Regions from separate parts of the Homo sapiens genome. Here region 2 is linked to region 1. The links are chromatin loops, found by intact Hi-C in ENCODE. Cell type or tissue: A673. All regions are shown on one strand. Region 1 overlaps SPAG9 (sperm associated antigen 9). Region 2 overlaps SPAG9 (sperm associated antigen 9).

Evidence for each region. Peaks named below come from ENCODE experiments on the same cell type or tissue, not always from the same donor. Only the 100,000 strongest peaks of a DNase experiment are listed, where the experiment ranks them.
Region 2: a loop joins it to region 1, with 2.3 times the contacts of the local background. A loop is called at or near these places in 3 of 110 quality-filtered maps.

The regions. Positions count from the first base shown.
Region 1 is chr17:51,033,513-51,037,512 of GRCh38, reverse strand. The region is part of intron 5 of SPAG9 (sperm associated antigen 9); the gene reads left to right. Among named protein-coding and RNA genes, the nearest start is that of SPAG9, 85 kb to the left of the region's middle. In A673, no CTCF peak of the experiment used is centred here; a DNase peak (open chromatin) is centred at 1,892; H3K27ac peaks cover 1,851 bases.
Region 2 is chr17:50,975,595-50,979,594 of GRCh38, reverse strand. SPAG9 (sperm associated antigen 9) reads left to right here. Exons shown (of 30, transcript NM_001130528.3): 27 at 2,374-2,487. Among named protein-coding and RNA genes, the nearest start is that of TOB1-AS1, 110 kb to the right of the region's middle. In A673, no CTCF peak of the experiment used is centred here; a DNase peak (open chromatin) is centred at 2,434; H3K27ac peaks cover 1,279 bases.

The sequences.
Region 1 (4,000 bases):
GCCTTCCAAGTAGCTGGGATTACAGACGTCCACCACCGTGCCTGGCTAATTTTTGTGTTTTTAGTAGAGACGAGGTTTTGCCATGTTGGCCAGGCTCTTGACCTCAAGTGATCCACCTGCCTCAGCCTCCCAAAGTCCTGGGACTACAGGCTTGAGCCACCGCGCCCGGCCTATTTTTTATGTATTTTTAAAATTTATTCCTCTAGTGTCAAGCGACTCTGTCTCTACAAAATATTTAAAAATCAGCTGGGCATGGTGGTGTGCGCCTCTAGTCACTGCTACTCAGGAGGCACAGGCAGGAGGATCAACTTGAGCCTGGGAGGCTGAGGCTATAGTGAGCCATGATCATGCCACTGCACTGCAGCCTGGGTGACAAAGTCCTTGTCTCAAGAAAAATAATGAATAATAATAGTAATAGTCATGGGCTAAGACTGAGAATGGACAAAATGTTAAGGTGAGACAGTTAATCTTACTGAATTATATTCACAAAGAAGCTACAAATGAAGGAATTGGAAAACAAAAGGCCAAGTATAACCAAGACAGTCCTGAAGAACAGTAAGTATAAGAACTTGCTCTACCAGGTATTAAGATTTACTATAAAGCGTAATTATTAAGGTGGTATAGTATTGCTTCATCTTCCCTTTCTCTTTCCTTTCTGCACAATTTAGTTCTAAAGCCACCAGGCAGGGCAGAGGAAGGTAAGGCTTTCCATGGTGCTTAGGAGCAGGGGTGGGGTTGTTATCATAACCTAAGCAAAGTTACAAGGGTAATCCATATGGGGTAGCCTGGTGTAGAGAGTCAGGGCCCCAGCAACATTAAGGACATCCCTGCAGGATGGCAGCCAGGCTTGGGGGTACAAGACCCTAAACAGGATGATGAGAGCCTCCCCAAGGAGAGGTCCCAGGTATAGAGTGTCAGAGCCTGAGCAGATGAGGAAGGCAGCATCTGTGTGTGGTAGGGGGAGAGGGGGCTGGAGTGGAGAAGAAAGAAGATGCATGGGAAAAGAAGGGCATTAGTGGAGGGCTGTAGTGGCAGAGAAGAGAGACCGTAAGAGACTTGAGCGCTGAAAGTCGAGGCACAAAGGGAGTTTTAGAATGGAAGAAGATGTCAGCAGGGTCAGCTGGTGTGGGGAAGTCAAGTAGAATGAGGACTGAATTTGTAAATTTATAGGTGTAGATTTGAGCAGTTTAAGTTGTAGGGCCAGTAACAGGAGTAACTGTAAATCATAAAAAGAGGAAATAACATGTGTAGACTACTCAAAATGGTGATTGTGGTGGGAGGAGAGAAAAAGGATAACTTGAGGTGGAGATTGGCAGAGCAGAGGGAAAAGTATAGAATGGGAGAGACTGGGTTGTTGCTATGCTTACAAGAAGGGTTCAATAGAGAGAAAAATTGAAGACAAGGGAGTGAAGAAAGATAATTGATGTATCAGAATCTTAGAAGAAGGGCAGAGGGGAAGGGATCACATATCCCAGCTGCAATTCAGATCTCCTTCGTTGCTGAGACAGCTTCATTTTTCCTAGTCTTTTGCTGTTACAAATAATACTGTGGTAAATAACCATCCAAGGCCTAGAAAGCATCATGAAAATTATATGGCTGGCATAGAACATGCACACACATGTATGCATGTGTATACATATGTACTCCAAAAAAGTATTTTTTTCTTTGAAGAGCATCCTTGGTTGTTGATTATTAGTAGAATGTGACCTTTAGATCTGAGAAAAGCAATTTTAACTAACTAAACCAATTGGATAGACACCTACTTGTGAAAATTTTAGAGAGTTCTCATAAAATCACATGACTTGTGATACTTTAGTAAACTGCTGTGAGAAGCTCTTGTTAGCAGAGTTTGGTATGTAAAGCCAGTCAATGTGTGCTGCATTCTTCAGGGGATGTGCTTAGCATGCAGAACAGGAAATGTCTAAACAGAGCCAGCATTCTTGTTGAGAGAATTTTCCATCCTCCTCCATTTGTGGTTAAGTTCTGAAATTGTTCCTATTTCTTTAGTTTCTACAAGCTTTAATCTCTATAGTAGTTGAATCATATCTATTGTTATTTGCAATTCCTATTATAAAATGCATATGTAATTTAAAAAGTTAAAGTTCGCAGTTTTAAATAACTTTTTTGAAGTAATTTTAGACTTACAGAAAAGTTGCAAAAATAGTGCAGAGTTCCATATACCCTTCACGCAGCATCCCCTGATGTTAACTAACCATAATACAATCATCAAAGCTATGAAATTAACTTTGGTACAATACTGTTAGGTAAACCTGTATTCGAGTTTTACCAGTTTTTCCACTAATATCCTTTTTCCCTTCCAGAATCCAGCCCAGGATCCCATATTGCTTTTTTAAAAAAAATTTTTATTACAGACAGGGCCTCACTATGTTGCCCAGGTTGGTCTCAAACTCCTGGCCTCAGGTAATCCTCCTGTCTCAGTCTGCCAAAGTGCAGGGATTATAGGCATGAACCAGCACACCTGGCTTCCACATTGCCTTTGTACATTATGTCTCGCCAGTGTTCCCAGTGTGTAACAGTTCCTCAGTCTTGTCTTGTCTTTCATGACCTTGAGACTTTTGAAGAGTACTGGTTAGTTGTTTTGTAGAATGTCTCTCCCTTTGGGCTTCTCTGATTTCTCATTATTAGATTGAGGTTATGTATTTTTGGCGAGAATATAACAGAATCTAGTATCTTGGTGTGGATATACTTTGAGACTGTGCAGATACCCTGTTTCTGCTCAAACTTTCATTCACTGATTTTAGCATCCACAGTGGATTTTGCCTACAACAATTATTAGTAAAATATTGCTAATAGTTATTTTCTATTTTCTTCATTCTACATTTATTAATTGGAATTCTTCTATCAGGGAGAGTTGTCTTCTTCCCTCCTTCCCTCCAGTCCAGTTTGAATTCAAGGGATATATACATATATTATTCTGTGGGCTATGCGAACCTATCATTTCTTTGGTTTCTCAAATTTTTCTAGCTTTGGACATTGAGAGCTCTTTCAGGTTGGCTCCTGTGCTCTTTTGACATACCCCATCCTTTTTTGAATGCTTTCTTCCTTATTGGCACCATAAGATGCTCTAAGCTGTTGTATTTTCCCTGCCCCACTCTTAAAAATTGGACTACTTCTCAAAGGAGCTCTGGCACATTTTTTGGGAGAAGTGTATTTAGGAACCAAGATCTAGGCATTATTCATTCATTTACTTCTGGTTTGGGTTTTTCCATTAGTTTATACCTCCTTTATAGAATTTTGTATTAGTGTGCCTACTAGGGTAAAATAAAAGTAGAGTTTTAAGAAAAAAATGGATTATGTGTTGTAATATTTCATATTGTTTTGTTTATGACAGTGGATAAGGAATTTGTTCTATAAACTCAATTTTTGCTTATAAGCTTTTTTCCTCACATATATCTTCATGTGATAACTTTAGGAACCACCTATAGGTGACTGTTAGGGTTTGGAAGGAAAAAAAGGGTAAAGATTCTATTGTGTTGTATGTTGACCAAGATGCCTATTATGTATGTTGAGAATAGAAACTGATAAAGATGTAAATAAGCAGCACTTTCAAAATGGCGGTGTTTAAAGCTTGTATTTTAAATGTGACTTCATCTGAGGTAATTGGCACATAGGTATTTATTAATACTTACATTTACTGTTTAAACAGACTTTTAGAATAGGAGAAGTTGTTTAACATTTTCTACTGAAAAAATTACCTTTTTCACTCAAAAAAATTTATTGATGCTCACTGTGTTAGGCACAATGCCATGTACTAGAAATGTTGTTAAGGTGCTCAGAGGTCCAAATATTTTCTAAAAGAGGCCTTTATAATTTCTTTTAAAAAGTTATTTTACTACTCAGGAGGCTGAGGTGAGAAGACTGCTTGAAGCCACGAATTCCAGGTTGCAGTTCACTGTAATGGTACCTGTGAATAGCCACGGCACTTCAGCCTGGGCAATATCGCAAGATCCTGTGTCTAAAAAATTATATTAATTCAGTT
Region 2 (4,000 bases), 58 kb after region 1:
ACTCCTGGGCTCAAGCGATCCTCTCACCTCAGCCTCCGGAGTAGCTGGGACTGTAGGTAGGCACAGCCACCTCACCCAGTCCTTGTTTTTATTTTTAAATAGTCTAAAATGCTGGGTAGAACCAATGAATTAAGTTATCTCAGGAGTAGTGAACTTTTATCATTGAAAGTGTCAGACGTTTCAATCTACCTTACTCTTTTTTTTTTTTTTTTTTCTTTTTTTCAAGACGGGGTCTCACTCTGTCACCTAGGCTGGAGTGCAGTGGCACCATCACGGCTCACTGCAGCTTTGACTTCCTGGGCTCAAGTGATCCTCCCACCTCAGCCTTCCCAGTAGCTGGACAGGCCTGCACTATCATGTTGGCTACTTTTTTTTTTTTTTCCTGTAGAAATGAGGTTTCACTGTGTTGCCCAGGCTGGCCTTAAACTCCTGGGCTCAAGTGATTGGCCCAGACCTCAGCCTCCCAAAGTGCTGGTGTTACAGGCATGAGCCAATGCACCTGGCCCCTTATTGTTCTTGATGGAAAGTTGGGATCATTTTGGACTCCTCTTCTCTTATTTCCCACATCTAATCTGTCACTGGGAACTGTCAAGTCTGCCTCTAAAACTGTATTAAATCAGTTACTTCTTTATCTCTACCACTATCCTTTTACCCCCAGGCCTCCTAACTGGGCTCCCTGTTGCCACCCCAGTCTGTTCTCTGCCTAGTAACCAAGGTGCAGATATTACCTTCACACACCTCCACTGTTGCCTTTAGGTGAGGTGACATGACCAGGAGACCTTACATGTTCTCAAACACTCTCCTTGCTCATACCGACCCACAGCTCAGCAAGCTCCTTCCCATTTCAGGGTCCTCACATGTGCTGCTGTATCATCTACCTGGGAAGTTCTTCTTGGTCCCTTTTTACTTACTTAGCTTTCAGGTCATAGCCTAACTGTCATAATCAGGAGAGACCATTTAGGTCCTGTCATACTTTTTCTTCATGGGCTTATCATTATTGTGATCGTACCAGTCTTATGTGATTCTTGTTTATAATCTCTCCCCTACAGACCCTAAGCCCCGTGAAGATCAGGGACCATCATTGTCTTGTTCCCTGCTCTATCTTTAGCACCTGACCTAGTGTTATAATGATTATTAGAAATGTCATAAAGGATTCCTTTCATGAAAAATGATTGAACTGGATCAGTGGTTTTCAACCATTTAGAGTTACTGCCCTCAGAAAACCTTATTTCTAGCTATGTACCTTCTCCCTAGAATATATACACATGCAAACACAAACTAATTTCAGGGATCTACTTTGACTGGAGGTTAAAGGTTCCTAGGTTAGGCTGAATGGTAATTAAGCCTCCTTCTAACACTGTGATTCAGCGATCATGCCCTCAGTTCTTGTAAGTAGAACTTATGAGTACTAGTGTTGTCTTTCTTAAATGTATTACCTGCTCAATAAATTTGTCTTTCAAGTCACTGAAAATAAGATCAGTTGTAAAAATTAACTTGAAATACAAAAATGCGTTTGTTCTCCCTAAATTATTTGTGTATAATACTTAAAATGTTTAAACTGCTTTAGAACCTAAGTATATAAATGAGGGGAAAAGTATAGATTTTGTTTACAAAGATTTTTATCTGTGCAAAGAAAACTTAAGGGAAACCAGAACTTTTTCAGCTTATAAGATCAAAGGACACTTGATTTATCTGGGTTTGTTTGTTTTTAGAGACAAAGTCTTGGTCCGTTGCACAGGCTGGAGTGCAGTGGTTGGATCACAGTTCACAGCAGCCTCAAACTCCTGCGCTCAAGTGACCCTCCCACCTCAGCCTCCCACATAGCTGGGACTACAGGCATGTGCCACCATGCCTGGCTAATTTTTGTACTTTTTGTAGAGGTGAGGTCTGTTGCCCAGGTTGGTCTCAAACTCCTGGGATCAAGCAGTCATCCCACCTTGTAGGATCTACAGGAGTGAGCCACCGTGCCCTGCCAGTTTCACTGTTTTCTGTTGGGGTTTTTTGTTTTATGTGTTGGTTTGGTTTTACAGTTCCCTAAGTAAATCCTGTGTCACAGTTCCTGATGTATCCTATTTCCTGTGTACTTTTCTTCTAACTAATAATGTTATGTTACCCACTTTTAGGCTTTTCTTTTTCCATTAACCCTGAATTGTCAGATAGACAATAAGCCCCAATATGAGCTTACTTTGATGTGAACCTTCAGGAAACATCCATCTAGCTCTAGTCACATTTCCTCTGTGTTGTATCAATCCTGCTACTACTACTTTCTTTCTTTTTTTTTTGTTTTGTAATCCTGCTACTTCTAAGGAACTTGGAATGTAAAACACTGTCTGCTTTAGTTTCTCAATAACGTGTTCCCTCCTTTCTTTACAGGTACTGGAAAACTGGGCTTCTCTTTTGTGAGAATTACAGCTCTTATGGTGTCTTGTAATCGTTTGTGGGTGGGGACAGGAAATGGTGTCATTATCTCCATCCCATTGACAGAAAGTAAGTATATTTTTAGATAACTGCCATGGAACAAATAGGAGAATTATAGGAAATAGTTATGTCTGAAATTCAAATCTGTGTTAGCTCAGAAAATCAGTGATGGCAAAGATCTAGCTATAGTTACTTCACTCAATGAAACTTATAAATTCTAGGAAAATAAGTTTTCATGTATCAAGACCAATACTCATAATTAAAAGTTTTTCGTTGTCAAAACATTTTCACAGTTCAGGAATCACAGTCCTATTTCATCTTTTGAAATAAAAGTTAAAGTCCATTTTTCTTAAGCCTTATTATACCATTATCCAAAAACACTACCTAGCATTCATCTTAGTTTTTCATATCTCCTTAGCAGATAGTTTAGTATATTCCATTTGTCTTATTTGAGGTTTAAAAAAAGTTGTGGAAGAAGTTTCTCAGGAGTTCAGCAAGCCTTTCCATCTATCTTCTATTTTAAAAGAATGTGATTTATTGTTTTTATGAATAAAATATACCTCGTGTGTTTCTCATATGATGTTCCATTACATTAATCATCCATTAAGTAAATGTTTTTGTGTTGCAAAATTCATGGCAGGGAATGGTTTAAAAGCAAATACTGTAAGTCTATAAAATACATTAATACATATACACTTCAAAATCACCATACCTTTTTTCAGGCCAGAGGAGGGAGAAAGACTAGAAGGTATTTCGGAAGCCTTTAAAAGAAAGCAAGGTTTCAATCCCACCTGTCTTTTCTGCAGTTACTTATAAATCATATTTAGACCTCTCCTTATATCCTAAGAGATTCCAGGATCCCCTAGAGTTCATTTCAGTTATTTGTAAGAGCTTCATTTTAGCATAGTTATTGGAACAGGATTTGTTTTTTAAAACACACACACACAGAGAAATAAAGGAGAAATTTTAGCATTTAGGAAATGCTGCACATTGAGTTCTTAGTGTTTTGATTCAGATTCACTAAAATTGCTTTATTATTTAAAAAAAAAACACCATAAATCAGATTTTCCTTTTTCAGCAGAGATTCTAATAGAAGCCTTGGGAAGAACTTTATGTATTACTTGGTATTATGCCAAGTGGGATCTTGTTATTTTCGTTAGGGGCTTTGAGCACCAGGTTTACCAGATAGAAGACGCTGAGAGTGGTGGCTCACAGTAATTCTCTCCTCCCTGTCATGCACCTCTCCATGTCCCCTTTCCTCCTTTCTCACTTTAGCCGTAATCCTCCACCAGGGACGTTTACTGGGGCTGAGGGGTAAGTGCAGATTCTGAACCAAACTCTTCTTCCTGGCTTCTAATAGCCACTGTAAGGCTGTTACCACTCCTCTAGAATACCCTCTTGAATGTTCCTAAATGTTATCCACTTGCAGTCACTGCATCGCAGCAGGTGTCTTTTTTTTTTTTTTAATGTTTGTTACATGGCCACCAAACTGCTCAGCAGCTTAGTCTATTTATCATCTTTTGTTGCAGCTGAACTTTCTTTCAGACTTTGTTTTCCTTCCAGTATAAACATGAAACATCTC